Regions from separate parts of the Homo sapiens genome. Here region 1 is linked to region 2. The links are chromatin loops, found by intact Hi-C in ENCODE. Cell type or tissue: B cell. All regions are shown on one strand. Each heading gives the region's core, and the rest is flanking DNA. Links, peaks and the distances in the headings are about the cores only. Region 1 has its middle 170 kb from the start of HNRNPD. Region 2 overlaps CFAP299 (cilia and flagella associated protein 299).

Region 1 (15,803 bases), core at 3,524-11,523, 1.8 Mb before region 2:
TCCTTAATCCTGTTGGGATTTTAAATACAAATATACATTTTGGAAGCCTTTATATATTTATCATAATTTTCCTATTCTTACTCAAATATTATTCTATAAATATTTTTGTTTTTTCATGATGTTTGTATTTCTCATGGAAATTTTCCCTTTAAAATTTTTGTTCTTTCTATAGTAAATAAAATCTGTTTTAAGATTATATTATCTAATTAGACTACTATATTGGAATGTTATTTATTAAAAAATATTTATGTTCGGCGGGGCGCGGTGGCTCACACCTGTAATCCCAGCACTTTGGGAGGCCGAGGCGGGCGGATCACGAGGTCAGGAGATCGAGACCATCCTGGCTAACACAGTGAAACCCCGTCTCTACTAAAAATACAAAAAATTAGCCGGGCGTAGTGGCGGGCGCCTGTAGTCCCAACTACTTGGGAGGCTGAAGCAGGAGAATGGCGTGAACCCGGGAGGCAGAGCTTGCAGTGAGCCGAGATCGCTCCACTGCACTCCAGCCTGGGCGACAGAACGAGACTCCGTCTCAAAAATAAATAAATAAATAAATAAATAAATAAATAAATAAAAATTAAAAAATTATGTTCTATGTAGCCATTTTTTAAAACTTTTTTTTTAGTTTTACTAGTTATTGGAATTCTCTATTTGGATATTCAAGGTAGCCACTCATCTGCAAATAATGATAATTTTGTCTTTTCCTTTACTGCATTCATGACTTTTGTTTCATATATATAATACTAAATATTGGTAATAGAAAGCTTCCTTATTTTGTGCCTAATTTTAATATTATGCCTATAGAATTTATTAAGCATGAAGCTGGCTGGTTGGTTGATATAGAAATTACTTTTCGTTTATTGGGTGTTTATTATGTGCCAAGCACTGGGCTATGTATACATGAGGTTAGTGGTGGTGTTTTTATTTGACCTAGGTCTGTTTCACTTCAAAGTCTTTTCTCCTTTTTGTCCTATTTTAAAGCTAGTAATGAAATCAGGCATGGAGGTTAATTTTATTAAATGCCTTTTTGGCAGCTGGGGAGTTTTATTTATTGATGTTATAAATGTATATTTCATCTTTAGTATAAATTGATATTCTTCCTTATTCAAAGAAAGTATTTCAGTAACTTCTATGTATTCATATATTAGGATAAAAAAATGAATGACAAGTTGGGGCAAATGATTAAATGGTGAATTATGGATCTTCTTGTTTGGCTTTTTCCGTCACAGCATATTGTGTTCATAAGTTTCTCATTACTGGGCCATTCTTGTTTTCTCTGCTTAATTTTATTTGGTTACCATAGATGATATTTTGTTGAATTATATTTGCTAACATTTTATTTGTAATTTCACTCTTATACTCTTAAATGAAATTTTTCTAAGTCTCCTTCCACTCTTTTCTTTCCTTCCTCTTCCCTTTTCTTCCCTGTCCCTTAGCCTTTCCAAAAAAATGTTTTTGTACTATCTTTGTGAAGTTTTGGTATTAAGGCTATATTTGCTTTTCTAGAATTCATGAGGTTGTTTTCCATTTCTTACTTATGTTCTTTCTGGTGCTGGATCCATTTGCTTCATATGATACTATCTGTCCCTCAAATTTTGAAAGAATTCACCTGTAAAACATGATGAGCTGGGAACATAACCATTCTAGTAAACAAGATAAGTGGGAGAGGAAAGTTGGTATATAGTTTTTATTCTTTGAAAATGCCTGCCCTTCTTTGCAAGTTAATTCTCCTTCTAAATGAGAATAATAACAAGGACCTTTGTACCTTTGAGATTAAGCAGTATCTTAAACTGGAATTTTCCTGGTGCAATAATTACATTTGCTGCTCCATCAGTTCAGACTTGATGGTCTATTGACATTAGTGGTCCCTGAAAAGCTTCTTGATGATTTATTTTGTTCCTGCTCTGCCCAGGTGACAAACCGACTTATTTTCCTCTTTGTTGGCATATTGAGGGTACAATGTCTTCCTACTTTGGGAAAAATCATGATGTAGTGCTGAGAGCATGGACTACTTTGGAGATCGATGGATCTGACTTTCCAAGCCAACCACACTGCTTATTATAATGTCAACTTTTCTCATCCCTCAAGTGAGACTAGAAATAAAGTCAAGCCATTGGTTTTATGGAAAAATTAAGTGAAAAAATCTTTTTCAAATGCTGAGCACAGATGGTAGCTCTTTTTATTCAATGCTTCATATTCATTGCTTCTTTTTTATTACACCAACAGTGTCAAAATGTAGTCAGAAATGTAAAAAATGTTAACTTTTTAAGTAAAAAATAACTTTATTGAGGTATAATTTACATACAATAAAATGCTTCCATGAGTGTGTATGTATATTTTTAATTTTTAATTACTATGGGAATATAATAGCTGTATATATTAATGGGGTACATGTGATGTTCTGATACAGGCATACAATATGTAAGAAACACATCAGAGTAAATGGAATATCCATCACCTCAAGTATTTATCATTTCCTTGTGTTAGGGACATTCAAATTCTATTCTTTTGGTTATTTTTAAATACACGGTAAATTATTAATGACTTTAGTCACCCTGTTATACTATCAAATAATAGATCTTATTCATTCTATCTATGTATTTTTTGTACACATTAATCATCCCCACTCCATTTCCCCTCACCCCCATGTTACCCTGCCCAGCCTCTGGTAATGATCATTCTGCTCTATAGCTTCATGAGTTCAATTGTTTTAATTGTTAGTTCTCACAAATGAGTGAGAATATGTGAAATTTGTCTTTCTGTGCCAGGCTTGTTTCACTTAACATAATGTCCTCCATTTCCATCCATGAAACTGACATGAAATGACAGGATTTCATTATTTTTTATGGCTGAATAATATTCTATTTTGTAATATGTGCCACATTTTCTTTATCTGTTCATTGACTGATGAACACTTAGGTTGATTGTAAATCTTGGTTATTGTGAATAGAGCTGCAATAAACATGGGAGTGTAGGTGTCTCTTCGATATACTGATTTCCTCTCTTTTGGATATAAATCTAGCAGTGGGATTGCTGCATCATACGGTAGCTCTTTTTTTAGTGTTTTGAGGAAACTCCATACTGTTCTCCATGGTGGCTATACTAATTTACATTCCACCAACAGTGTATGAGGCTTCTTCTTTCTCCATATCCTCACTAGCATTTGTTATTAGTTTTTGATAACCATTCTAACTGGGGTGAGATGATATCTTATTGTGGTTCTGATTTGCATTTCCCTAATTATTAATGGTGTTGAGCATTTTATAATATACCTGTCTGCCATTTTTATGTCTTCCTTTGACAAATGTCTGTTTAGATCTTTTGCCCATTTTTAAATCAAATTATTTATTGAGTTGTTTGAATTCCTTATTTATTCTAGTTATTAATCCCCTGTCAAATCGGTAGTTTGAAAATATTTTCTCCCATTCCGTGAGTTGTCTCTTCACCTTGTTGATTGTTTCCTTTGCTGTGCAGAAGCCTTTTTACTTGATGTAATCCCATTTGTCCCTTTTTTGCTTTGGTTGCCTGTGCTTTTGAGGTATTACTAAAGAAATCTTTGCCCAGATCAATGTCCTGTAGAGTTTCCCCAATGTTTCCTTTTAGTAGCTTCATAGTTTAAAGTCTTAGATTTAAGTCTTTAATCCATTTAATTTGATTTTTGTATATGGCGAGAGTTTCATTCTCTTGCATGTGGACATCCAATTTTTCCAGTACCTTTTATTGAAGACTGTCCTTTTTCCAATGAATGTTCTTGGCATCTTTGTCAAAAGAGCTCACTGTAGATGCGTGGATTTATTTCTGTGCTTTCTGTTCTATTGGTCTATTTGTCTGTTTTTATGCCACTACCATACTGTTTTGGCTACTATAGCTTTGTAGTATCATTTGATGTCAGATAATGCTATTCCTCCAGTTTTATTGTTTTTGCTCAAGATAGCTTTGGCTATTCTGGGTCTTTAGTGGTTATTATGAATTTTAGGATTATCTTTTCTATTTCTGTGAACAATGTCATTTGTATTTTGATAGGGATTGACTGAATCTACAGATTGCTTTGGGTAGTATGGACAATTGAACACTATTGATTATTCTAATACATGAACATGAAATATCTTTCCATTTTTCGGTGTCCTCTTCAGTTTCTTGCATTAATGTTTTATAGTTTTCATTGTAGAAATGTTCCACTTCTTTGGTTAATTGCTAGATATTTTATTTCATTTGTAGCTATTATGAATGGGATTACTTTCTTGATTTCTTTTTTCAGATTTTTCACTGTTGGCATAAAGAAATGCTACTGATTTTTGTATGTTGATTTTGTATCCTGCAAATTTACTGAATTTATTTATCAATTCTAATACTTTTTTGTGAAGTCTTTAAGTTTTTTCCAAATATAAGATCATATCATCTACAAGTAAGGATAATGTCACTTCTTCCTTTCCAATTTGGATCCCCTTTATTTCTTTCTCTTGTCTGATTGCTCTAACTAGGACTTCCAGTACTATGTTGAATAACAATGGTGAGAGTGGGCATCCTTGTCTTGTTCCAGATCTCAGAGGAAAGGCTTTCAGTTTTTGCCTGTTTAGTATGATACTAGCTGTGGGTCTGTCATATATGGCTTTTATTGTGTTAAGATATGTTCCGTCACTGCCCATTTTTTTAGAGTGTTTATCATGAATGGATATTGAATTTTACTGAATGTTTTTTCAGCATCAATTGAAATGATATTATTATTTGATAATGATAATTTAAATGATCATATTCTGTTTATATGACATATCATGTTAATTGATTTGCATATCTTGGACCATCTTTGCATTTCTGGGATGAATCCCACTTGGCCATGATAATGATCTTTTAAATATGTTGTTGTATTTGGTTAGCTAGAATTTTCTTGAGAAATTTTTATCTATGTTCATCAGAGATAGTGGCCTGATGTTTTCTTTTTTCTTGTGTCTTTGTCTGATTTTGGTATCACAGTAATACTGGCCTTGTAGAATGGGTTTGGAAATAGTCCCTCCTCTTCACTTTTTTTTTTTTTTTGGTATAGTTTGAGTAGGATTGGTGTTAGTTCTTCTTTAAATGTTTAGTAAAATTCAGTAGTTAAGCCATTGAGTCCTGAGATTTTCTTTGCTAGGAGACTTTTTATTATGGCTTCAATCTCATTACTTGTCACTGGCCTATTCAGATTTTGGATTTCTTCATGGTTCAATCAGTAGGTTGTATGTGCCCAGAAATTTATCCATTTCTTTTAGGTTTTCCAGTTTATTGGCATATAGTTGTTCATAATAGCCTCCAATGATTCTTTGAATTTCTGTGCTATCAGTTGTAATGTCTTCTCTTTTATTTCTGATTTTATTTATTTGGGTCTTCTCTCTTATTTAAGTTAGTTTTGCTAAAGGTTTTTCAATTTCACTTATCTTTTCAAAACACCAACTTTGCATTTTATTGGTCTTTTGTATTATTCTTTTGCTATCAATTTCATTTATTTCTTCTCCGATCTTTATTATTTCTTTTTTTCTATAAATTTTAGGTTTGATTTGCTCTTTCTTTTCTAGTTCTTTAAGATGTATTATTAGGTTATTTATTTGAAGTTTTTCTACTTTTTGGATGTAGGGACTTATTTGCTATAAACTTTCCTCTTAGTACTGCCTTTGCTATACCTGATAGATTTTAATATGTTGTGTTCTCATTTTCATTTGTTTCAAGAAATTTTTCAATTTTCTTCTTAATTTCTTCATTGATCCACTGGTCATTCAGGAGCATACTGTTTAATTGTCATGTTTTCATATAGTTTCCGAAGTTTCTCTTGTAATTGATTTCTAGTTTTATTCCATGGTGAGCAGAGAATATACTTCATTTTATTTCAATTTTCTTTTCTTTTTTGTAAATACCAGGCAAAGATCAGGTGAAAGATTTCAATTTTTGTGAGTTTTTAACGACTTGTTTTTTTGCCTAATATATGGCACGTCCTTGAGAATGATGCATGTGCTAAGAAGAAAGTGCATTCTGTAGCTGTTGGATGAAATGTTCTGTAAATATATCTATTAGGTGCATTTAGTCTATAGTGCAGATTAAGTTTGATATTTCTTTGTTTATTTTCTGTCTGGATGATCTGTCCAATACTGAAAGTGGGTTGTTGAGATCTTCAGCTATTATTGTATTGGGGCCTATCTCTCTCTTTAGCACTAATAATATTTTCTTTATATATCTGGGTGCTCCATTGTTGGGTGCATATATATTTACAATTGGTATATCCTCTTGCTGAATTGACCCCTCTATCATTATATGATAACCTTCTTTGTCTTAAGATCTACACTATCTAATATAAGTATCGCTACTCCTGCTCTTTTTTGGTTTCCGTTTGCATGGGATATGTTTTTTCCACCCCTTTATTTTCAGTCTGTGTCTTTATAGGTGAAGTGAGTCTCTTGTAAACAACATATAGTTGAGGTCTTATTTTTCTATCCATTCAGCCACTCTATGTCTTTTGATTGGAGAGTTTAGTTCATTTACGTTCAATGTCATTATTGATAGTTAAGGACTTACTACTGCCATTGTTATTTGTTTTCTGTTTGTTCTGTGGCCTTCCTTTCTTCCTGTCTTCCTTTGTGTAAAAGTGATTTTCTCTGGTAGTATGTTTTAATTTCTTATTTTTAATCTATCTGCTGTAGGTCTTTGATTTTAGGTGACCATGAGGCTTGCTTGCAAAAAACATTTTATAACCCATTATTTTAAACTGATGACAACTTAACTCTGATGACCAAAACAAAAAACAAACAAAAAAAAACCCCAAAAAACCACACTCCACTAATAAACAAGCAAAAAGAAAACAAATAAAAACTCTGCACTTTAACACCATCCCTCCAAAACTTTTTAACTTTTCACTGTTTCTATCTTTCAATACTATCTACCTGTTAAAAAGTTGTTATAGTTATTATTTTTGATTGGTTTGTCTTACTCAAGATATGAGTGGTTTAACACTACAATTATAATGTTACAGTAGTCTGTTTTTTTTGTGTACTTACTGTTACTCATGAGTTTTATACCTTCAGATGATTTCTTATTGCTCATTATTGTCCTTTTTTTTCAGGTTGAAGAATACTCTTTAGCATTTTTTGTAGGACATGTCTGGTGTCAATGAAATCTATCATCTTTTGTCTGGGAAAGTATTTTTTTTTCTCCTTCATGTTTGAAGGATTTTTGCTAGATATAATATTCTAGGATAAAAGTTTTCTTTTTTCTTTCAGCAATTTGAATATGTCATACCATTCTTTCCTGGCCTACAAGATTCCCATTGAGAAGTCTGCTGCCAGATGTATTGGATCGCCTTTATATGTTATTGATTTCTTTTCTTTTGCTGTTTTTAAGGTTCTTTCTTTATCCTTGACCTTTGGGAGTTTTGTTTATTAAATGCTTTGAAGTAGTTTTATTTGGGTTAAATCTGCTTAATGTTCTATGACCTTGTACCTGAATACTGATGTTGCTCTAAATTAGGAAAGTTCTATGTTATTATTTCTTTCAATAAACTTTCTACCCCAATCTCTCTTTCTACCTCTTCTTTAAGGTTAATAACTCATAGATTTACCCTTTTGTGGCTATTTTCTAAATCTTGTAAGCATATTTTATTCCTTTTTTTAATCTTTTTTATCCTCTGACTGTATATTTTCAAATAGCCTGTCTTCAAATTCATTAATTCTTTCTTTTGCTTGATCAATTATGCTGTTGAGAGACTCTGAAGTATTTTCCAGTTTGTCAATTGAAGCTTTCAGCCAGAATTTCTGCTTGATTTTTTAAAGTTATTTAAATATCCTTGTTAAATTTTTCTGATGGGATTCTCTGAATTCTTCTCTGTGTTTTCTTGAGATTTGTTGAACTTCCTCAAAACAGCTATTTTGAATTCTCTCTCTGTAAAGTCAAATATCTCTGTCACTGGGGGATTAGTCAGTGGTGACTTAGTTCATTTGGTGAGGTCATGTTTTCTTGCTTGTTGTTGATGCTTGCGGATGTTCATCCATGCATGTTTGGGCATTGAAGAATTAGGTATTTATTCTAATCCCTCAGTCTGGGCTTTTTTGTACCCATCCTTTGTGAGAAGGCTTTCCAGGTATTCAAAGGGAATTAAATGTTATGATCTAAGTCTTTGGTCACTGCAGTCATATCTGCACTAGAGGGCGCCCCATGTCCAGTAATGCTATTATTCTTGTAGACTTCTACTGCCTTGGTGGGCTTGGGTAAGATGGGGAGAATTCCCTTATGAGGCAGTTTCTCATTCTTTTTCTTCACTTTCTTCAAAACAGGAGTCTCTCTCTCTCTCTCTGTGCTGGGCTGCCTGGAGTTGGGGGAGGGGTGACGCAGACACTTCTAAGGCCAGTACAGCCAGGACTATCCTGGGTCACATCTGAAGCCAGTACTGAGTCTTGCTCAAGGCCCATGGTAACTACTGCCCAGCTACCACTGGTATTTATTCAAGCCCCCAGGGGTCTTTAGTTAGCAGGTGGTGAATCCTTCCAGGACTGGGTCCTTCTCTTTGGGCAGCAGCTTCCCTTCTGGCCCAGGAAGGATCTAGAAATGATGTCCAGGAGCTAGGGCCTGGAATTGGGCCATTTCAGAAATCTGCTTGGTGGTGCTGGTGCTGGTGGTGGTTCTTCTTTCTTCTTCTTCTTTTTCTTTTTTAACTGTGTCTAAGCTGGTTCCCAGGTTGCAAGATGAAGTCGTCTTTACTCTTCCCTCTCCTCTCCTCAAGTGGAAGAAGTCTCTCCCCCAGCTGCACTGCCTGGAGTTGGGGGAAGAGCAACAAAAGCACTCCCTTGGCCACCACAACTGTCTTGATGGATTGTGTGCACTCCAATTCCTCTGGCTCCCAGCCCAGTGCAGCAACCAGACTTGCCCATGGACTGCAGTCCTTGTGGCCTGACTGCCTTTCATATTTATTCAGGACTCCAGGGCTCTTTAGTCAGCTGGTGGTGGAGCTGGCTGGCACCCAGGTTCCTACCCTGGGGCAGAGGATTCCCCTCTGGCCAAGGGTAGTTTAAATGCTCCCTCCCTTCTCCAGGTACCTGTGTACTTGGAGATTCTCTCTCTGCAGGCTACTGTTGGGGTGAGGGGCCATGCAAGACTGTCTTTCTTACTGTTTTCAGTGCCCCTTTCTCTTTTTTTTGGTCTCTGTTTCTTGATTCATGACCCTTTCCTTGATACGGTGTTAAAACCAGGCATGGTGATTGCTCACTTGATTTTTGGTTCTTATGAAGGTGATTTCTTGCATGGATAGTTGTTCAATTTGGTGTTTCTGTTGGGGAATGATTTCTGGAGGGTTCTGTTCTGCCATCTGGCTCTGCCTGTCTCTATTCTATGAGTTTTGAGAAATGTTTACACAATCAAAATATAAAACATTTCTGTCCACCCAAATGGTCCCCCTGTTCTCCTTCCCATAACCACCATCTCCCAATCCCAGTCCTAGGCAACCACTGATCTGCTTTCTATCATTATAGACCATATTTGTCTTTCCTACAGTTTCATATGAATGGGATTATGAAGTAGGCACTCTTTTGTGTTAGGTCCCCCCACCACCCGCCGCCGCTCACCCCTCAGTGTAATGTTTTAGAGATTCCTCTATGTTGTGGCATGGAACAGTAGTTGTTTTTTTTGTTTTTTTGTTTTTTTTGTAACTGAATTTGGGCTGTTTTCAGCATTTCGTTATTATTATTATTAATAATACTGCTATAAACCCATGTGTACTTTAAAAATAAGTTTTGTTTTCAGTGTTTTCATAAATTTTTAAAAATTATTTTTTGGAATTTTTGTGGGTACATAGTAGGTGTATATATTTATGGGGTATGTGAGATGTTTTGATACAGTCCTGCAGTGTGAAATAAGCATATCACAGAGAATGGAGTATCCATCCCCTCAAGCATTTTTCCTTTGAGTTTCAAACAACCCAGTTACATTCTTTAAGTTATTTTAAAATATGCAATTACGTTATTATTGACTATAGTCACCCTATTGTGCTATCAAAGAGTAGGTCTTATTCATTCTATTTTTTAATAAGTGAGAATGTACATATGTTTTCTTTTAAAGGATACTTGGGAGAGGAATTCCTGAGTCACATGGTAAATGTATGTTGACCTTTCTAAGAAACTGTCAAATAGTTTATCCAAGTAGCTGCATTGTTTTACATTTCTACCAGCAATGTCTGAGAGTTCTAATTGCTCTATATCCTTGCTAACACTTGATATTCTCAGTCTTTTACATTTTTAGCCATTTGAGTGGGGATGTTGTGGTATCTTTTGTGGTTTTAACTGTATTTTCTTTATGACTAAAGATGGGGAGCATCTTTACATATGCTTTTTGGCATTCTATGTATTCTTTCTGTGAAATTTCTGTTCAAATATTTTTCCCATTTTAATTGTGTTATTGGTGTTCTTTTTATAAAATTATAAGAGTTCTTTATGTATTGTACCTACAAGTCCTGGTCAGATAAATGTATTTTTTTTTTTAGAAGTTTTATAGTTTTGTTTTTATGTTTAGGTTTATAACCCATTTCAAATTAATTTTTGTGACTAGTGAAGTAAAGGTCAAGGTTCACTTTTCCCCATTTGGATATTAAGTCTTAAGATCAGAGAGTATGAGTACTTTGTTCTTATTTTTCAAAATAGTTTTGGGTGTTTTAGGTCTTTTACTTTTCCTTATAAATTCTAGAATCAGCTTGTCAGTTTCTACAATAAAGCCTGCTGGGATTTTGACTGATATTATGAAAAATCTATAGACCAATTTGGTGAGATCTGATGTCTAATCAATATGGAGTCTTCTGACATGAATATAGGTTATGTCTTCATTTTTTTCGGTCTTTATTTTGTCTCAGCAATATTTTATTATTTTCAGTGTAAGGACTTGCATACTTTAAAAAATTGTCTCTAATTATTTAATATTTTTTGATATTATAAATGGTAGTATTTTAAGATTTGAATTTCTAATTGTTTCTAGAATATAGAAGTAGAATTGATTTTAGGTATTGTTTTTGTATCCTGCTACCTTCCTAGATCACTTGTTATTTCTAGTGGCTTTTTTCTAGATTCCTTAGGATATCCTATGTTCATGAGCATGTCATGTTTACTAATACAGGCAAATTTACCTCACCTTTTCCAATTGGCATGCCTTTTATTTCCTTTTCTTACATTACTGCACTGGCTAGGACTGTTAGCAAAATGTTGAGTAAGAGTAGTGAGAGAAGCCATCGTTATTTCTGATTTTAGGGGGAAAGTATTCAGTTTTTCACCATTAAGTAAGATTTTTCATACATCAATTGAAGAAGTTCCATTCTATTTCTAGTTTGCTGAGAGTAATTAACATGAATGAATTTAGATTTTTAATTAAATACCTTTTCTGTATTTGTTGAGAGGATCATACTGTATTTCTCCTTTTTTTTGTTAATATAGTGAATTTGCATTGATTACTTTTCTTTTTTTTTTTGAAACGGAGTCTCACTCTGTCGCCCAGGCTGGGGTGCAGTGGCGTGATCCTGGTTCACTGCAACCTCTGCCTCCCAGTTTCAAGCAATTCTCCTGCCTCAGCCTCCTGAGTAGCTGGGATTATAGGTGCCCACCACCATGCCTGGCTAATTTTTTGTATTTTTATTAGAGACAGAGTTTCACCATGTTAGCCAGGCTGGTCTCGAACTCCCAACCTCAGGTGATCTGCCTGCTTCGGCCTCCCAAAGTGCTGGGATTACAGGCCACTGCACCTGGCCACATTGATTGCTTTTCTATTAAACCTTTTGTTTCTGGGGCAAACCCCATTTAAACACAGTGTTTTACTCTTTACATATTGCTGGGTTTAATTCTGCCTAAAATACCAGTTATTTCATAAAATTGGGTACAGATCACATAGGATTTCACGTAGCATTAATTCTGTTGAAAGAGATAGTGAGATGCAAGGTATAAAGTAAAGCAGTTGTTTTTCTAAAACTAAGAGTAAGACGGTAACAATTGAGGAAAATTGGTGATTTGTTTTATTGCTATAGTATTAACTGACACTGAGCCAAAGCTTTCTGTTTTATAGAAATGTCTTTAGAAACATGGGGGAATTCATAGTGAATATAATTTCCTAAGAATTTCCCTTCCTTTTTTGTTAAACTTGTCAGTTTATATTCTTGCTAGTGAGTTATGAAAAGCTTTATAAATGGACTTCAATTACTCTACCTGCCTTGAGAGTTGACAAATGCAATAGCCTAGATGTTTTACGTGGGCTCTGCAATCCAATATCAAGGCCTTTCTTCCCAGTAGAATTTAAGTAATGTAAACAAAACAAGGGCATGGGGGAATGAAAATGTGCAGAGCAAAGTTTTTAGGAGTAAATCAGTTTGAGTGATGATCTAAGGGTCATGCTTGTATTACGATTGATGATTGTTCTGCATTGTATTATCTGGGGCTACACATGGAGAGTGGTCTTTAAAATTGCCACTAGATTTCTCACAGTGGAATCTCTGCCTCTGGTAAGAGGTAAAGTTCTGGTGAGAGGTAAGAGGAAAGTTCTGGTAAGAGGTAAAGTTCCAACTGGAGCCTTCAGGACAAATGTGTTGTGAGCACCTAAAAATATTTAAGGAACACTCTTTACTTTTGTATAGAAGTGTGTGTATCCTTCTTTTGAGAGTATGATACTCATTTCCCAAGGACCTCCAGATTCTTCCAGTGCCTCTTGCTGTGTCCACCTACAGAAAGAGATAGCTATCCCAAGAATAATCCAGAAGGCGTGGTGTAGTCAGCAATCAGCAGTCAACATAGTTCCTGTATGTATGAGACTCAGGAGTTTTGCTCTAGTGTGAGGACTAGAAAGCCAGGTCTGCACACAGCTCAGTGGTGCATTTTAGGGGCACATTAATGTCTGTGTATGGAATGTATGAATATTCAAATGAAAGAATGTTTGCTAGCTTAACCAAAAGTTATGATGTCAGAACTACCTGCATGTGATAACTGTAGACACAGTGCAGTTACTCCTGGGATATAGATTTTAAACATTTGAGGAGTATTAACTCTTTATTGATAAGGAATATTGGGAGAATGAGGAAGAGAGGATTAGGTGTTACAGGTTTAACCTTATTAGGAAAGTAAGTAAAAGTCGATGGTTCTTAAAGTGTGGCCTGTGTTCTGTGGATCAGTAGCATCAGCATTACCTGAGGTGTTAGAAATGCAAACTCTCAGGCTCTATCCTAGACCCATTTACTCAGAAACTCCGGAAGTGGGGGGCCAATCATTGGTATTTTAATAGGTCCTTTAGATAAGTCTGATGTATGGTAAGGTTTGAGAACGCTGATATAACACATTGGCTCTCAACTCTGGCTGCAAAGGATAGAATCACGTGAGGAGTTTTAAAAATATACTGATGGCTGGGCCCCAAACCAGATTGATCAAATCGGAATTTCTGAGAGTTGTGGACTTAATGTTTATTAACATTGGAGCAAGGATGTTTGTTATATATTCCCCAGATGAATTTAATATTCAGTCAGAGATAAGAACCACAGACAGAGGGCACTGGTTTGATTGTGTTGTTACTTTAGTTGTGGTTTTATATTTTTATTTTTTTATTAAAGAAAAAAACATATACAGAAAATTGTGTGTGCAACTTGATAAATTATTACAAGGTTAACCTATCCATGTAGCCGACACCTGGGCCAAGGTATAGACCATTACCTGCACCTTACAGTCTCCTTGAACTTTCTCCTAATCACTACCGTCTCCCACATCCTCTCAGGTGATCACTATTTTGACTTTTAACATTATTGATTTGTTTTGTAGGGCATTATTTTTTAAAAAGTATGGTCCTATATCATTGACATCAAAATAATCCGACATTCCTATTAAAATGCATATTCCTGGGCCCCACTTCAGACCTTCTGAAAAGATGGAAGTAGAAATTTCCAGTAGGGATGGAAGTAGAAATTTTAAACAAATTCTATATTTATTATTTTGCACTAAAATTTGAGAACAACTGTTAAAACGATTATTGCTATCACTCATTGCGTCTCTATGGGCCAATCCTATTCCAAGTGTTCTTCATATACGCATCTTATTTCATTGTTACAACAACACTCTGAGATAAATCCTAGAACTATTGCCATTTTTCAGAAAGTTGAACAGAGACTCATTTAGGTTCAGTGACTTGCGCAAGTTTATACTGCTTGTGAGAACTAGATGCAGTCTCCAGAGACTGCATGCTTAACATGCTTATTCTGTTTCCCTTAGGGAAAGCAGGTAAGACACGCAGATGTATCAGAATAGCACTGCCCCATCACTAACCTTTTAAAAAAAAAATTGATCTGGAATTAGGAAACATTCCAAATTTCCATTGGGAACAACACTTGTTCCCTCTCCCTTCTTTTGGTGTTCTTTTATTTTGCATACATTGTTCAAGATTCCCATATGATGCCAGGCGCGGTGGCTCATGCCTGTAATCTCAGCACTTTAGGAGGCCAACTCAGGTGGATCACTTGAGGTCAGGAGTTCGAGACCAGCCTGGCTGACATGGTGAAACCCTGTCTCTACTAAAAATACAACAATTAGCTGGGCTAGGTGGCACATGTCTGTAGTCTCAGCTAAACAGGAGGCTGTGGCACTTGAACCCAGGAGGAGGAGGTTGCAGTGAGCCAAGATCGCACCACTGCACTCCAACCTGGGCGACCGTGCGAGATCCTGTCTCAAAAAAAAAAAAAAAAGAAAAAAAAAAGATTCCCATGTGAGAAAATAAAAGTTATTGTTAGAATTTTAGTGACTTAAGGTATTGTCCCTTTAGATGGTTTCTTAAAAAAAAAAAGAATTATTTAGTACTAAAAGGTGAAGTTTGGAATGGAGGATCTAGGCAACAGTAGATGGGCCATTTCAGGTGGAAATGGGATATGTTTTGGGGCTAGAGCCATATTAGAAATTACAGACCATATTTTGTGGGTGACTGCTAGTACAATATATCTCCTGGTCTGTTTGGTGAGAATGTCTATTAGAAAGGAAGTGCATTCTCATTTGCATTGAAATTTGAAAAGTAATACAACAGTTGAAATTCTTAGCTTCACCTTTTTAGTACAAGGTTAGCAAATTATGAGCCCTTGGGGTAAATCTAGGCCTTGAGCAATGAGTGGTTTTTACATTGTTAAATGTAAAATTTAAAAAGACTGTTGGGCTTTCTATTAGAACACCTGTTTAAGAACTGACGGCATTGCCTCTTGGTTTGTAAAACATAAAATGTTCTTCTGGTATAGAAGATAATTCCAACATTGCAATTTACACCAACAAAAAGGGGTGCAGTCATGTTTGTTTACAACATAAAAACATAAATATTTCTTATAAAACTTAAAAACCCAATTAAGAAGTGTTTGTTGGATGTGTGTGTGTGTGTGCACGTGTGTGTGTAAGCCAAAGGCCTGGGATCCTCCTCTTAGTTGTGTTTGAGTGTAACCCAATATGGCAGTCCCTGGACTCTGATTATTGACTGACAATCAGCCTACCTGAGCTTTCCTTGCAGTTAGGCAGTTAGATGAACATCCTCCCCTGTAGCACATCTGTGTGTTCAAGGGCCTGCTTATTTTCTTCCTAAGAAATCAGTGAGCACTGGATAACTATACCTACAAAACACAGCATAAGATTTTATTGTGATCTCTCAGAAAAGCCTGGAGCTTGTTAGGAAAAATAAACTCTCCAAACCTGCTTTTCTAAACTCCTCCCATTACTGATTGCCTTCCTTGTATCGGATGTTGATCTAGGTCCTTTACATGGTCTCATTTAATTCTCTTGACTTCACTGTGAGATATTATTATCTTCCTTTTACAA
Region 2 (15,803 bases), core at 5,112-13,111:
CTCTTCTAGGGCAGTGAGGAAGGGAAATGTGGAGTTAGAGCTCTCACACAGAGGCCCCACTGGGGCGCTGCCTAGTGGAGATGTAAGAAGAGGGCTACCATCCTCCAGACCTCAGAATGGTAGAGCCACCAAAAGTTGCACCCTGTGCCTGGAAAAGCCACAGGCACTCAACGCCAGCACATGAGAGCAGCTGTGGGGGTGAAGCCACAAAGCCACAAGGGTGGAGCTGCTCAAGGCCTTGGGAGCCCCCCTTGCATCAGCATGCCCTGGATGTAAGACATGGAGTCAGGGGAGATTATTTTGGAGCTTTAGGGTTTAATGACTGCCCTGCTGGGTTTCAGACTTGCCTGGGGCCTGTAGCCCCTTTCTTTTGGCCGATTTCTCCCTTTTGGAACAAGGGTACTTACCTAATGCCTATCCCCCATTGTATCCTGGAAGTAACTAACTTGTTTTTGATTTTACAGGCTCATAGGCAAAAGGGACTAGCCTTGTTTCAGATGACTTTGGACTGTGGACTTTTGGGTTAATAGTGGAATGAGTTAAGACTTTGGGGGACTGTTGGGAAGGCATGATTGTGTTTTGCAATGTGAGAGGGACATGAGATTTGGGGAGCCCAGGGACAGAATAATATGGTTTGAATCTGTGTCCTCATCAAATCTCATGTCAAATTGTAATCCCCAGTGAAGAAAGGTGGGGCCTGGTGGGAGGTGATTGGATAATGGGGTCAGATTTCCCCCTGGTACTCTCCTTGCAATAGTGAATTCTCAAGAGATCTGGTTGTTTAAAAGTGTGTGGCACCTCCCCAACTTTCTATTCCTCCTGCTCTGGCCATGTAAAGTGCCAGCTTCCCTTTCACCCTCTGCCATAATTGTAAGTTTCCTGAGGACTCCCCAGAAGCTGAGCAGATGCCACCATGCTTCCTGTATAGCCTGCAGAATCATGAACCAATTAAACCTCTTTTCTTTATAAACTACCCAGTCTCAGATATTTCTTTACAGCAGTGTAAGAATGAACTGATATACCCATTGTATAGAAAATAGATACAGCAGAGTGTTCATGAACATGGGGTCCTCTGGTCATATTATGCATGCACTATCCAGAAGCTGTCAGCTAAAAGTGCTGGAATGTTCACTGAAGGCACCACTGAATCTCCAGCTCGGCAGCAATACTATTAAAAACCGATGTGCATGCACTAGGATACTCACCAAGGAAAACAGCAAGTGTCTCACTGAACTACAAGCTATGGCTGCCACTTAGGCACCTTGGGCATCTTGTGCCCAGGAAGCAGCAGGCAAGAAGAGGAGACATGATCTTGTAGAGTAACTGATGCTGATCAGCAAAAAGAAGGACTGCAGTTATAGAATGGGGATAGGGAAGAATACATGGCTAACTCAGGTGAACCACCTAGGCATCTGTTCATACGCTCTTCCTAAATTTTAAATGTGAATGACAAATGTATCAACATGGGCCTGAGTAGAGTAGGATGATAAGGGCCTCAGGGCATTTGTGAATAAGGATTTTGGGTCACATCACAAAATCCTAGAAAGATGATAGACAAAGGCAGGAGATTTAGAATGGATAGTGGAAGAGGAAGATTATGAAATGATAGGGGCGGTAGCTCACCCCATTGACTTTATTGTGAGTTTCCTCTCATGAAGAGAGGCCTTTATGCTCTGGAGGAGCTGCTCCATGTGCGCATGAAGTAGATCTGTATGTTACAAGATGCATCACTCAGATGTACCTTGTATAAAGGAATTTCTGCCAGCTGTGAGGAGCTTCATGAGCTGACAGCTTCCAGCTTTTAACCCTTTCAAGATTGGCCTCAACTTTTCTTAGTGGTCCCCAGCCAATGAGTACAGTGGAGATACTAAGGCCTGGCTATTTCATCCCATGTGGGATAACTTGTACTGTGGAGCTCTCCACTGTGCTGAGAGATTCTCTCAAAGTTTGAGGTTAGGGCTCTGACCCTGCTCAGTCCTGCTTCCTCACTTTTCCTTTCACAGGTGTTTGCTTTCTCAACAAACCTTGTGCACTCCTAATTCTCACTGTCTGCTTCCTGGAGATGCTAATCTGCAACAAATCACAACTGTATTGCTTTGGTTTGAAAGCAACAAACCATGAGAATAACTATTTAAAAATATGATACTAAGCAAAAAGTTAAAATTATTTCACCAAACACTTAAAATACATAAATTTTCTCATTTAATTCTCAAGTATATGATATTCAGTTTTTATCATAAAATGATATACAAAAATAAAACAAGGTTGACAGGATAAAGCCATTCTTATATAAAATAAACTCTGGAATTTTATCCGACTTCATCACCATAATTTTTTTTTAAGATTTGGGGTCTCACTATGTTGCCCAGGCTGGTCTTGAACTCTTGGGCTCAGGCAGTTCTATCTCAACCTCCCAAAGTGCTCATCTCCATAAAATTAAAAGTATTTTATAAGTTAACAGACATTTCTACCTTCTATAGTTAAAAACAAATTGAAGGAGATAACTATACATTATAGCAGAAAAAAGAATTTAACAGATGCTAAATTAACTAGATTGAATAGCATAAGAAAGGCTGGAGATTTATCCAGTTTTTACATTTTATTCCAGATATACTTGAGAATAAAGGGTACAAGAGCCCTACTCTAAATCACCATAGAAATCCTCTTCATCAAGTACAAAAAGATCATAGGGATCCATGTATATACAGCATCTGAGACTCCTATCAAGTGAATCCTTACAGTAATTCCCAAAGACTTATCTAATAGTCTTCCAAGAAGATGGCAATAGCTAACCAGTACAATGACAGAATCCATCAGGGCTACCACTTATTCCGATCATCTGCATTTCAGATACCATGCTCTAGCAAAATAAGGTCATTATCTCAGAACCAGTTTTAAGAGGGGTGAATTCATTTCCCAATAAGATAAGGTGACCCAAAGTGAAAAACTGATGATCTTACAAGCTCATCCAGGCAAGTATCCAGCCTGAGGGATGACTCAGTTGTAACTACTGACTAGGCTCTAGGAACACAATAGTCAATGTGTGTCACGAATATTGAAGTTCCATCTCTCCACCACATGGCAATCAGCTGAACTTCTCACTATAAATAGAAATTATCTGGCACTTATGCAAGAAAACCATGGCCAGTCCCTGGGGGAGAGAATTCCCTGTCCTGACAAATGGGTATCAGCTAAATTACTCCCATCCCTTCTTCCAACCTCTACAGCTTCTGTCTTATGGCTACTATAACCAGTGGAATGAATCTCAGTGGAGAAGAAATCAGAGATGTTTATATAATAGTGGAGCAGAGATGATTTTGAAGCAAAGGACGAGAAAGCTAGGAGAATGAAGAATCGACTCTATCCCCCCGACCCTGCCCCACATCATCACCTTGGATACCAACCCAGTAAATGTTGAAATGGGTGCCTCTAGTTGGTATAGTTTTTGGAGAAAAAAGGGCCTTAGTGAAGGAACAGGTACAAATTAAGACAAAGAAGTAAAGAAAATAATTTGTGAATAAGGGGAGTTTATCATAAGATTGAGGCAAAATGGATGTGTTCACTCACACCACTCTTTGCCTGATTAACTCTAATTGAGCCTTTAAGAATCAATTTAGTGGTCAAACATTAAGAAGAACTTTTCTTATTCTTCACGTCCCCTCACAAATCTTGACTTTGTATTACTTCAAAATGTTGCCACAGTACTTACGATTGCATTTATCATCTTCCATTGCAATTGTCTTTTTGAACTGAAATTTAAATCACATACTATAAATTCACACTTTTAAGGTGCACAAGTCAATAGATTTTAGTATATTTACAAAGTTATGCAATTATCACCAATGTCTATTTACACATATTATCACACCAAGAAGAAACCTCATATTCATTAGCAGTCATTGTCCAATCTCCCTTCCATCCAGTCCTTGGAAACCATGAATCTACTTGTCTCTATAGATTTACTGATACTGGACATTTTATATAAATGGTATCATGCAGTAAGTAGTCTTTTTTTTCTAGCCTCCTTTGCTTACCCTAATGTGTTAAGGTTTTTCATGTTGTTGCATGTAACACTACTTTATACCTTTTGATGACTGAATAGTATTTTATTACACTTAGGTACCAAATTTTTTATCCATTCATCAGTTGATGGGTTGGACAATTTCTACCTTTTAACTACTATGAATAATACTGCTACTGACATTTGTATATGAGTTTTTAAGTGGACTTAGGTTTTTCAATTCCCTTGAATATGTGTTTGGTAGAATTGCTGGGTCATATAGTAACTCTACGTTGAATTTTTTGAAGACCTGCCAAACTGTTTTCCATTTTCCATTCCCACCAACAATGTAATGCCTTTCATTTCTCTAGTCTTCAAGCTTCTTGAGGGTGAGAACTAAGTCTTGTTTTCTATTGTATTCCCAGAGCCTACAGCACAGAGCCTAATGCACTATGGTTGTCTAATTTGTGAAAGACTGAATAGAAGCCCAAAATATTTTTTTAGCATTTTTGCCTTCTTCTTGAACATCCCTAATCAAAATATACCTTCCTGATATCTTTAACTTTCATCTCTCCAGACTTTTTCCCCTGTGAAGCTATTGTGAGTAATTAACATACTCCTAGATACCAGCACTTCTCGAAATAGGTGCTCTATGATTGCTAGACCAAAGAATTGTGACCTACTTGGAGTTGCTCACCTGCATATTAAAGAAGTTAATGTAAGATGATCTGATAGTGGAACCAAGTGTTTCCAAGTTGCCAGCTGGCTGGCAGTCAGATGTTCATGCATATTTTCAAAGTGATCCTCCAACAAATATAGGCACAGGACATATTTGGCTCTAGGACACCATCTGCTGGCCCTGCTGTCAACAACACTAAATGAACCTGGAAGGGAATGGACTACCACATGGGGCAAAAGGCAACATATGGTACCCATCCCATTACAAAGGCAACCAGAGAAGATCTGCAGATGAAAGGGCCTTCAAATTCTAGCAGCTCTGAATGGGGATTAGTCTCCCAAAACTGGCTCATAAGTAGCCTGATGACTTCCAGCTCTGACCAGTTAAAGAGACTATTGCATAGAGGAAATACCTACTTTGATCCTCAAACACAAAATGGACATGTGATGTCAATAGAACTTAGACTTTAAACATGAATAACTCGTCTTGATATGAAATAGCTTATATCACTCATAAAATTGCATGTGAATTTACAGGAATTCCTTGTAAAATCTCACAAAAATATTTCCACTTCTGCTTCTGACTGATAGACATTGACTGATTCTCACAAAAAGAAAAGACTCTCCCTGATGTTTTACATAAGACACATTTCAAACATTACATTGTACACAGAAAACTAGCCTCATTTCAATTTTCCAAGAATAGAAGTTGATAGTGAATAACTATGTTCGGTAAATTCCTGAGATTTTATATAAATTACCTGTGATAAGCAGAATGCCCCTTTCTCACATTAATGGGATTAAGGATATCCATTCTCTAATCTTAAGAACTGTGAATATGTTGCATTACATACCAAAAGGTCCTTTGCTTCATGAACAGACACTTTTCAAAAGAAGACATACATGCGGCCAACAAACATATAAGAAAAAGCTCAACGTCACTGATCATTAGAGAAAGGCAAATCAAAACCACAATGAGATACCATCTCATGCCAGTCAGAATGGTGATTATTAAAAAGTCAAAAAACAACAGATGTTGGCAAGGTTGTGGAGAAAAAGGAACACTTTTACACTGTTGGTGGGAGTGTAAATTATTCAACCATTGTTTGCCAATTCTTCAAAGACCTAGAGACAGAAATAGCATTTGACCCAGTAATTCCAACACTGAGTATATACCCAAAGGAATATAAATCATTCTATTATAAAGATACATGCATGTACATGTTCATTGCAGCACTGTTCACAATAACAAAGACATGAATCAACCCAAATGCTCATCAATGATAGACTGAAAAAAGAAAATATGGTACATATATACCATGGAATACTATGCAGCCATAAAAAGAATGAGATGATGTCCTTTGCAGGAACATGGATGGAGCTGGAAGCCGTTTTCCTCAGCAAACTTACACAGGAGCAGAAAACCAAACACTGCATGTTCTCACCTCCAAGCGGGAGCTGAATGATGAGAACACATAGACAGGACACATGGAGGGGAATGACACACAGTGAGCCTGTCAAAGTGGGGCTTGGTTGAAGCAAGAGCATCAGGAAGAATAGCTAATAGATGCTGGGCTTAATACCTAGGTGATGGGATGACCTGTGCAACAAACCACCATGGCACATGTTTACCTATAACAAACCTGCACATCCTGCACACATACCCCTGAACTTAAAATAAAAGTTGAAGAAATAACAAACAAAGGGCCTTTGCTGATGATATAATAAATATTATTGACTTTAAAACAGGGAGATTATCCTGGATCATTAGATGGGCACAGTGTAATCACATAAGTCCTTAAAAGGAGAGATATTTCTTGGACCAGAGTCAGGAAAGAACCTTCTGAAGAGGAAGTTGGAGAAATCTGAAGGGTAAAAGGGTCTTGACCCACTGTTGCTGGAGGGAGTGGGAAAGCTTAAAAAGAAACATGAACAGCTTCTAGGAGCAAAGACCAGCCCCCAAATGACAACCAAGGAACTGGAGAACTCAGCCGTATAATCATAAGGAATTGAATTTGGCCAACCAAACTGAACATGGAGGCAGTTGCATCCTCAGAACCTCAAGACAAGAATGCCATCCAGCCTACACCAGGATTTCAACCTTGTGATATACTATACAGAGGGCTTGGCCGAGCCACACTGTATGGACAGAACAATGAACAAAGAAATGTGTGTGTGTGTGTGTGTGTGTGTGTGTTTTGAGACGGAGTCTCGCTCTGTTGCCCAGGCTGGAGTGCAGTGGCGCGATCTTGGCTCACTGCAAGCTCCGCCTCCCGGGTTCACGTCATTCTCCTGCCTCAGCCTCCTGAGTAACTGGGACTACAGGCTCCCACCACCACGCCAGCTAATTTTTTGTATTTTTAGTAGAGACAGGGTTTTGCTGTGTTAGCCAGGATGGTCTTGATCTCCTGACCTCTTGATCTGCCCGCCTCTGCCTCCCAAAGTACTGGGATTACAGGCGTGAGCCACCACGCCTGGCCAGAAATGTGTTATTTTAAGTCATCAAATTTGTAATAACGTGTTATGGCAGCAATAGAAAACTAATATATTCCCAAATATCAGTATGTTAAACTTCAGTATACTATGGTTCTGAAACACAATTACCATTAGAATGGCCACTTCTAATTGCATATTCCCAAGACCAAAGCACATTCCACTACCAAATGTTATTGTTTATAATGTGTACATGGGAAGTTTATGCTCATAATTACTGGGTAATTTTAAAGATGTTATCCAATGATAGTATACTGATTTCTAAGTAATTATCCTCCCCAACATTTATACTTTAATGATCCACTTTTAAAAATGAAATAGGTTATTAATTTGTCAACTAGTTAGGTCTTTATAAAATTGCCTTACAAGTTTGATGCAGTTCACTTTAGGAATATATCTCTTTCATCATATGTTTTAACATATTTCATTACATTTATGTTTAATATAACCACATATTATATACTAACATATATAAATTAGGCATATAAACAAAAGTTAGTGATTAAAAAGTTGAATGAATTAATGCTTAGAAAAATGTGAGAACATAAATGATACTAAAGATTTACAGACCTCAAAGTACAAAGAATTCTAAGGCAAAAGTCATTCATATTTTTAGTATATAAATGTATAAAACCAATAATATCAAGTTACTTTTTAACAAGACTTTATTGGTATGATGACCATATTTTGGTATGTATATTTCAAATTAGTAGCTTGAAGTTGCATGTGGCTTTAGTGCAAGCATATTACAGTTGCTTCAGTTCCTCATCTGCAGAACAAATGCTTAGGATATTCCAAGTTTTACCTGCTCCACCCAGTGCTTCTAAATTAAACAATGCAAACGAAATTGAATTACTCCAGAGGTCTAGAATATAACATAAAATCTGGATTTGGAACATGGACACTTACTTTTGCTGAGCTCTTTCAGCCAGTCTTGCAATCTCTATAGCCGCTTTCCTTGCTTCAAAATCTTCCCTTTTCACTCTCTCTCCAGTCCCTCGGTAGCCTAGCTCCACCAACTGGCGGGCCAGGGTTTCATCCTAGAGAGAAAATCAGTTGTTAGGTGAGTGGGCAAATGAGACATACTATTTTTACTTACTTACTTATATCTTACATCTGCAATGTATACCAAGCAATTGCTTTAAATGAAAAATTAAATGTATTTAAAAACTAGACATGATCTATTAGATATAAAAAAACTAGAATTTTTCTAATAATACATTTATACACATCTGATTTGGTCTTCCCTTTCCCATATATTTAAGATGAAAAAAAAATGTCAATTGCTAATTTTTCTCTAAGGGATTAGAGGACAAAAGTCTGTTGTGTTTTTAATCAATTTATGAGAACAGCTGTAGGTAATTAATAGAGTATCTTTAAAACAATAAAAATAGAGACAATGGTACTCATACACAAAAGACATTTTAAAAACCAATGGCAAAAAAAAAAAAGAACCAAGCTGCTTTGAGAGAGCTCATTGTTTTAGAGCCTTACTTCCTTGAAGTCAATTAACCGATGGCACAGAATATTATAACTTCAAATACAAAATAAAGAGGAGCAGATGAATTTCTTACTTAACTATGAAGATTGTTTCCATATAATGTTGGTACCAATAAAAACAGAAAAGTAGAAACCCAGATCACCACAAAAAAATTTCAAATTGAAAAAAAAAAAAACTTCCCAGTATTTTAGGCCTTACACTTTTCTTACTTTAAGAATTATCGCATACATCTTTGTCAGTTGCATGGTATACTTAAAAAAATTGTTTCCCCATGATTTGACAAGGTACCATTTTTCATAAAGTTATTAGTATAAAGATTAAAGTATTCAACAACAGTATTTATATATTAATAGTGGCCATTATCATTTTAATTAAAAATAAAATATCTAAAACATAGTGAAAACAGAATCTATTTTATTATTATGAAGACTTAATTACTATATCGCTGTTGAATGCAAGAACTGTCTAACAGTTAAAGGAGAAAACTTAAGATGTCTAGTTAACAGTCTATTCAAACCATAGTGGTTAAAGTTGTAAGTATTCAAACAAAATAAAAAATTATATACTGTAAGCCTAGAAACCTGCCACTTTTATAATCATTAAAAACAAATACTAAACTCCACAAAGCAATGTGTATACATTTGCCAAATGATTACAATGCAAAGCAACAGGTCTTGGAAGGCCCAAGGCTATTATTCTTGTTTCTGAGACACTCCCTTGTTTAATAGATTTCTCTATTCCAGTATCCTTTAGTGTGAACCACAAAACTGAGCAAATATCTCCACCTAGTGGAATTAATCTTTAATAGAAATACCAATGCAGATTTGGGGATTAATTTACAAAAGTGAGATCATTTGAGTAAGAATTTTCTTAAATACATTACTGAAAGTGAATTTGTAGAAAGGACTTCAGCTCAGTGAGGTTGTGGGACTCTTCTGTAGGAATATAAATTCCTTGTGGTCAAACATAGAATTTTGCATAATAAAGATTACTTACAATTTGCTATATTTATTTTGAATACTGAGTGAATTTTGTATCCCTGTGTGCTTTACCTGGGTTACACAAAATCATTTGGATAATTCTGGACTCACCAATGCTAAACTATTTTGCAAGAAATGGCATGATCTATTGAGAAAATAAACTGAAAGTCGATATTGATTGCCTCACTTACCATTATCATACCCTAAACTGATGGAATCATGAGTCATCTGTCCATTATGACAACGTATTTCTTGCATGTCTTGAAATATCCTAGTTAAGAGCAAAGCTACTAGCCCAAAGGAAGTACAATGCCCAAGGTTATCTGAGGAATCTGAGCCTTGCTTGGGGGATTTGGCTTAAAATGGAATCTTGACTTGCATATTCGAACACAACTTTTTCCCAACCCCCAAAATAATGTATGTAAGGGCCACAAAGAAAGACAAAGTCTCAGTGACAAACTCTAAGGCTTGGCAGGTCTCAAACAGAATCCAGAAGAATTTTCCACCAAATATAAGGTAGATGGACTTGAATTGGAAAATAAAATCTACAGGTCCACTGGAAAGTTTGTTTTTTAAAAATTCCATATCCTTTTTACATTATCTGCCCTAGGATTCAGAAACTTGAAACCTATAACAATCAGAAGGCTAGTGGCTGGCCACTTACCTATCAACTAAATGAGTGTTACTAAGTTCATTTTATCTATTTCTACTTACAATAGTAATACATTATTGTTGTGGAAAACCTAAAGATATACGACAAACATATCATCCACATCATATATCACTATGATCTTATCACTCAGAGATAATCACTGACATCTTGGGGTATAGGCTGTCAATCCTTGCTCCTGACGTGTGTGGGTGTGTTGGATTTCTTTAAACAAAAGTAGTATCATGACTCCTGCTTGCAGAGCAGAGAGAAGGCACCTAGACGTGTACCCACCAGCATACCTTCCTCAAGCCAATACCGCCTCCAGCACAGTCTTCAGGAGGGGCTCACTCCCCCTCCAGCTGCATTGCCTCTGTCACTGTGGTGAGTGCCTGCAGAGAGGCAGGCACCTCAGCACCTGCTACCACTCTGCTGTGGTTGCCAAACCTCACCCTCCTCCCCCAGTTCAGTGGATTCCAAACCTCAAGGAGCAAGAGAATAAAGTCAGGGGCCAATACAAGTCCCCCAGACTTAGAGCACACAGTCCAGGAGTTGGCAGTTAAGCACTGGCCCCCTAAAATCTCCCAGAAATGAAGCCAGTCAGCTGGATCCACTTTATACCATAGCCAAACCCTCAAAGTCATCAAATAGGATAAAAGAAAAATAAAACCCATTCCAAGGTCAGAAACCTCAAAAATTGAAAGTACATAAGCCCACAAGGGTGTGAAAGAATCAGCACAAGAATGATGAAAACTTAAAAAGCCAGAGTGCCTTCTTTCCTCTTAATGACCACATCACTTCTCCAGCAAGGGTTGTGAACAGGACTGAGATGGCGGAAATGACAGAAATAGAATTCAGAATACGGATAGGAACAAAGATAATTGAAGTTACAGAAGTATATTGAAACCCAATGCACAGAAGCTAAAAATCATGATAAAACAATGCAGGTGCTGACAGACAAAGTAGACAGTAGAGAAAAGAATGTAACTAACCTGATTGAGCTGAAACACACAATATGAGAATTTCATTATGTAATCACAAGTATTAATAGCAGAATAGACCAAGTGCAGGGAAGAATCTCAGAGCTTGAAAACTGGCTTTCTGAAATAAGACAGTCAGACAAGAATAGAGAGAAAAGAATGGAAAGGAATTAACAAAACCTCTGAGAAATCTAGGATTGGGTAAAGAGATGGAATCTATGGACTCATTGGTGTCCCTGAAAGAGATGGGGAGAATGGAAGCAACTTGGAAAATGTATTTCAGGATATCATCAAAGAAATTCTCCAATCTAGATAGAGGGGACAATTTTAAAATTCAGAAAATGCAGAGAACCCCAGTAAGGTACTTCACAAGAAGATCATCTCCAAGATACATAATCATCAGATTCTCCAAGATTAAAATGAAAGAAAAACTGTTAAGGGCAGCTAGAGAGAAGCGTCAGATCACCTATAAAGGTAAATCTATCAGACTAACAGCAGACCTTTCAGCAGAAACTCTACAAGCCAGAAAAGATTGGGGGCCAATATTCAACATTCTTAAAGAAAAGAAAATCCAAACCAGAATTTCATATTTGGCCAAACCAAGCTTCATAAACAAAGGAGAAATAAGATCCTTTTCAGACAAGCAGATGCTGACGGAATTTGTTACAACCAGACCTGATTTATAAAAGCTCCTAAAGGAAGCAATAAATATGGAAAGGAAAGACCATTACCAGCCACTACAAAAACACACTGAAGTACACAGACTAGTGACACTATGAAGCAACAACATAAACAAGTCTGCAAAATAACTAGCTAAAACTGTGGTGACAGGATCAAATCCACACATATCAATACTAACTCTGAATGTAAATGGGCTAAAAGGTCCGATTAGAAGACATAGAGTGGCAAGCCAGATAAAGAACAAAAACTCATTGCTGTCTTCAAGAGATCAATCTCACAAGCAATTACACACATAGGCTCAAAATAAAGGAATGGAGAAAAATCTACCAGCAAATGGAAAATAGAAAAAAGCAGGGGTTGCAATCATAGTTTCTGACAAAACAGACTCTAAACCAACAAAGATTAAAAAAAGACAAAGAAGGGCATTAAGTAATGGGAAAGAGTTCAACAAGATTTAACTATCCGAAATATATGTGCACACAAGACAGGCGCACCCAGATTCACAAAGCAAGTTCTTAGAGACCTTCAAAGAGACTTAGACTCCCACACAATAATAGTGGGAGATTTTAACACCCTATGACAATATTAAACAGATCATCGAGACAGAAAATTATCAAAGATATTCAGGACCCAAACTCAGCATTAAATCAAGTGGAACTGATAAATATCTACTCTCTACCCCAAAATAACAGAACGTATGTTCTTCTCACTGCCACCTGTCACATATTCTGAAATCGACCACATAATGAGAAGTAAAACACTCCTCAGCAAATGCAAAATAACTGAAATTATAACAAACAATATCTTGGACCAAAGCACAATCAAACTAGAAATCAAAACTAAAAAATTCAATCAAAACCATAAATTACAGGAAAACTGAATAATCTGCTCCTGAATGACTTTTCAGTAAATAATGAAATTAAGGCAGACATCAAGAAGCTCTTTAAAACTAAAGAGAACAAAGGTACAATATGCTAGAATCTCTGGGACACAACTAAGACAGTGTCAAGAGGGAAATTTATAGCACTAAATGCCCATATCAAAAAGTTGGAAAAATTTAAAGTTAACAACCTAATATTACAATTAAAAGAACAAGAGGATCAAGAGAAAACAAATCCCAAAGCAAGCTAGCAGAAGACAAGAAATAACCAAAATTAGAACTGAATTGAAGGAGATTGAGACACACAAAAAAAATTCAAAAGATCAACAAATACAGAAGCTGGGTTTCTTGAAAAAATTGATAAAATAGGCCACTAGCTAGACTAATGAAGAAGAAAAGAGAGAAGGTTCAAATAAACACAATCAGAAACAACAGGGGGATAAAACCACCAACCCCAGATAAATATAAACAAACATCAGAGAATATTATGAACACCTCTATGCACATAAACTAGAAAATCTAGATGAAATGGGTAAATTAATGGACAAATAAACACTCCCCAGACTGAACCAGGAAGAACTTGAATCCTTGAACAGACCAATAATGAGTTCTGAAATTGAGTCAGTAATAAATAGCCTACCAACCAAAAAAGCCCAGGATCAGATTAATTCACAGCTGAATTCTACCAGATGTACAAAGAAGAGCTGGTACCATTCATGCTGAAACTATTCCAAAAAATTGAAGAGGGGAGAGTTCTCCCTAACTCATCCCACAAGGCCAGCATCATTCTGATACCAAAACCTGGCAGAGATACCACATTAAAAGAAAACTTCAGGCAAATATCACTGATGAACATTCATGCAAAAATCCTCAATAAAATACTGACAAACCGAATCCAGCAGCACATCAAAAGCTTATCCACCACAATCAAGTTGGCTTCATCCTTGGGACGCAAGGTTGGTTCAACATATGTAAATCAATAAACATAATTCATCACATAAACAGAACTAAAGACAAAAAACCACATGATTATTTCAATAGTATGCAGAAAAGACCTTGGATAAAATTCAACATCCCTTCATGTTAAAAATTCTCAATAAACCAGGTATTGAAGGAACATACCTTGAAACAATAAAATCCATTTATGACAAACCCACAGCCAATATCATACTGAATGGGCAAAAGCTGGAAGCATACCCCTTGAAAACTGGCACAAGACAAGGATGTCCTCTCTCACCACTCCTATTTAACATAGCATTGGAAGTTCTGGCCAGGGCAACCAAGCAAGAGAAAGCAATAAAGCATATCGAAATAGGGAGAGAGGAAGTCAAATTGTCTTTATTTGCAGATTATATGATCTTATATCTAGAAAATCCTATCAACTGAGCCCAAAAGCTTCTTAGGCTGATAAGCAACTCCAGCAAAGTCTCAGGATACAGAATCAATGTACAGAAATCACAAGCATTCCTAAACACCAACAACAGACAAGCAGAGAGACAAATTAGGAATGTACTCCCATGCACTATTGCCACAAAAAGAATAAAACACATAGGAATACAGCTAACAAGGGAGGTGAAGGAACTCTTCAAGGAGAACTACAAACCACTGCTCAAGGAAATTAGACAGGACACAAGCAGACGGAAAAACACTTCATGCTCATGGATAGGAAGAATCAATGTCGTGAAAATGGCCATACTGCCCAAAGCAATTTATAGATTCAATGCTATTCCCATTAAACTATCACTGAAATTTTTCACAGAATTAAAAGAAACTATTTTAAAATACATATGGAACTAAAAGAAGGGCTCATATAGTCAGGATAATCCTAAGCAAAAAGAACAAAGCTGGAGGCATCACGGTACCTGACTTCAAACTATAAGGCTACAGTAACCGAAACAGCATGGTACTGGTACAAAAACAGGCACATAGACCAATGGAACAGAATGGAGAACTCAGAAATAAAGCCACATGTCTACAACCATCTAATCTTTGATAAATCTGACAAAAAAAAAAACAATGGGGAAAGGATTCCCTATTTAACAAATGGTGCTGGAAGAACAGGCTAGCCATAAGCAGAAAATTGAAACTGGACCCATTCCTTACACCATACACAAAAATTAATTCAAGATGGATTAAAGACTTAAATGTAAAACCCAAAACTATAACAACCCTAGAAGAAAATCTAGGCAATACCATTCAGGACATAGGCATAAGCAAAGGTTTTATGATGAAATCACAAAAGCAACTGCAACAAAAGCAAAAATTGACAAATGAGATTTAATTAAACTAAAGGGCTTCTGCATAGCAAAAGAAACTATCATCAGAGCAAACAGACAACCTATAGAATGGGAGAAAAAACTATCATCAGAGTGAACAGACAGCCTAAGCAGAATAGGAGAAAATTTTTGCAAATTATGCATCCAACAGAGGTTTAATAACCAGCATCTATAAGGAACGTAAACTTACAAGAAAAAAACAATCAACCCCATTAAAAAGCAAAGGACATTGGGAGGCCGAGGCAGATGGATCATGAGGTCAGAAGTTCGAGACCAGCCTGTCCAAATGGTGAAACCCAGTCTCTACTAAAAATACAAAACATTAGTCAGGTGTGGTGGCATGCGCCTGTAATCCCAGCTACTCAGGAGGCTGAGGCAGGAGAATTGCTCGAACCCGGGAGGCGGAGGTTGCAGTGAGCCGAGATCGCGCCACTGCATTCCACCCTGGGTGACAGAGCGAGACTCTGTCTCAAAAAAAAAAAAAAAAAAAAAGCAAAGGACATGAACACTTTTCAAAAGAAGACATACATGTGACCAACAATCACATTTTAAAAAGTTCAACATCACTGATTATTAGAGAACGGCAAATCAAATCCAAACCTAAATGAGATACCATCTCATGCCAATCGGAATGGCTACTACTAAAAAGTCAAAAAATAACAGATGCCGGCAAACTTGCGGAGAA

Evidence for each region. Peaks named below come from ENCODE experiments on the same cell type or tissue, not always from the same donor. Only the 100,000 strongest peaks of a DNase experiment are listed, where the experiment ranks them.
Region 1: it touches region 2 in a loop (11-fold over the local background); 2 of 110 quality-filtered maps call a loop at or near these places.

What each region holds. Positions count from the first base shown.
Region 1 is chr4:82,194,587-82,210,389 of GRCh38, reverse strand. No RefSeq gene overlaps it. Among named protein-coding and RNA genes, the nearest start is that of HNRNPD, 170 kb to the left of the region's middle. In B cell, for the core only: CTCF peaks have their summits at 7,947 and 8,148 (motif pointing right); a DNase peak (open chromatin) is centred at 8,169.
Region 2 is chr4:80,355,162-80,370,964 of GRCh38, reverse strand. It overlaps CFAP299 (cilia and flagella associated protein 299), which reads right to left. Exons shown (of 6, transcript NM_152770.3): 2 at 8,081-8,211. Among named protein-coding and RNA genes, the nearest start is that of CFAP299, 27 kb to the right of the region's middle. In B cell, for the core only: CTCF peaks have their summits at 7,968, 8,171 (motif pointing left) and 9,412 (motif pointing left); DNase peaks (open chromatin) are centred at 8,184 and 9,434; H3K27me3 peaks cover 602 bases.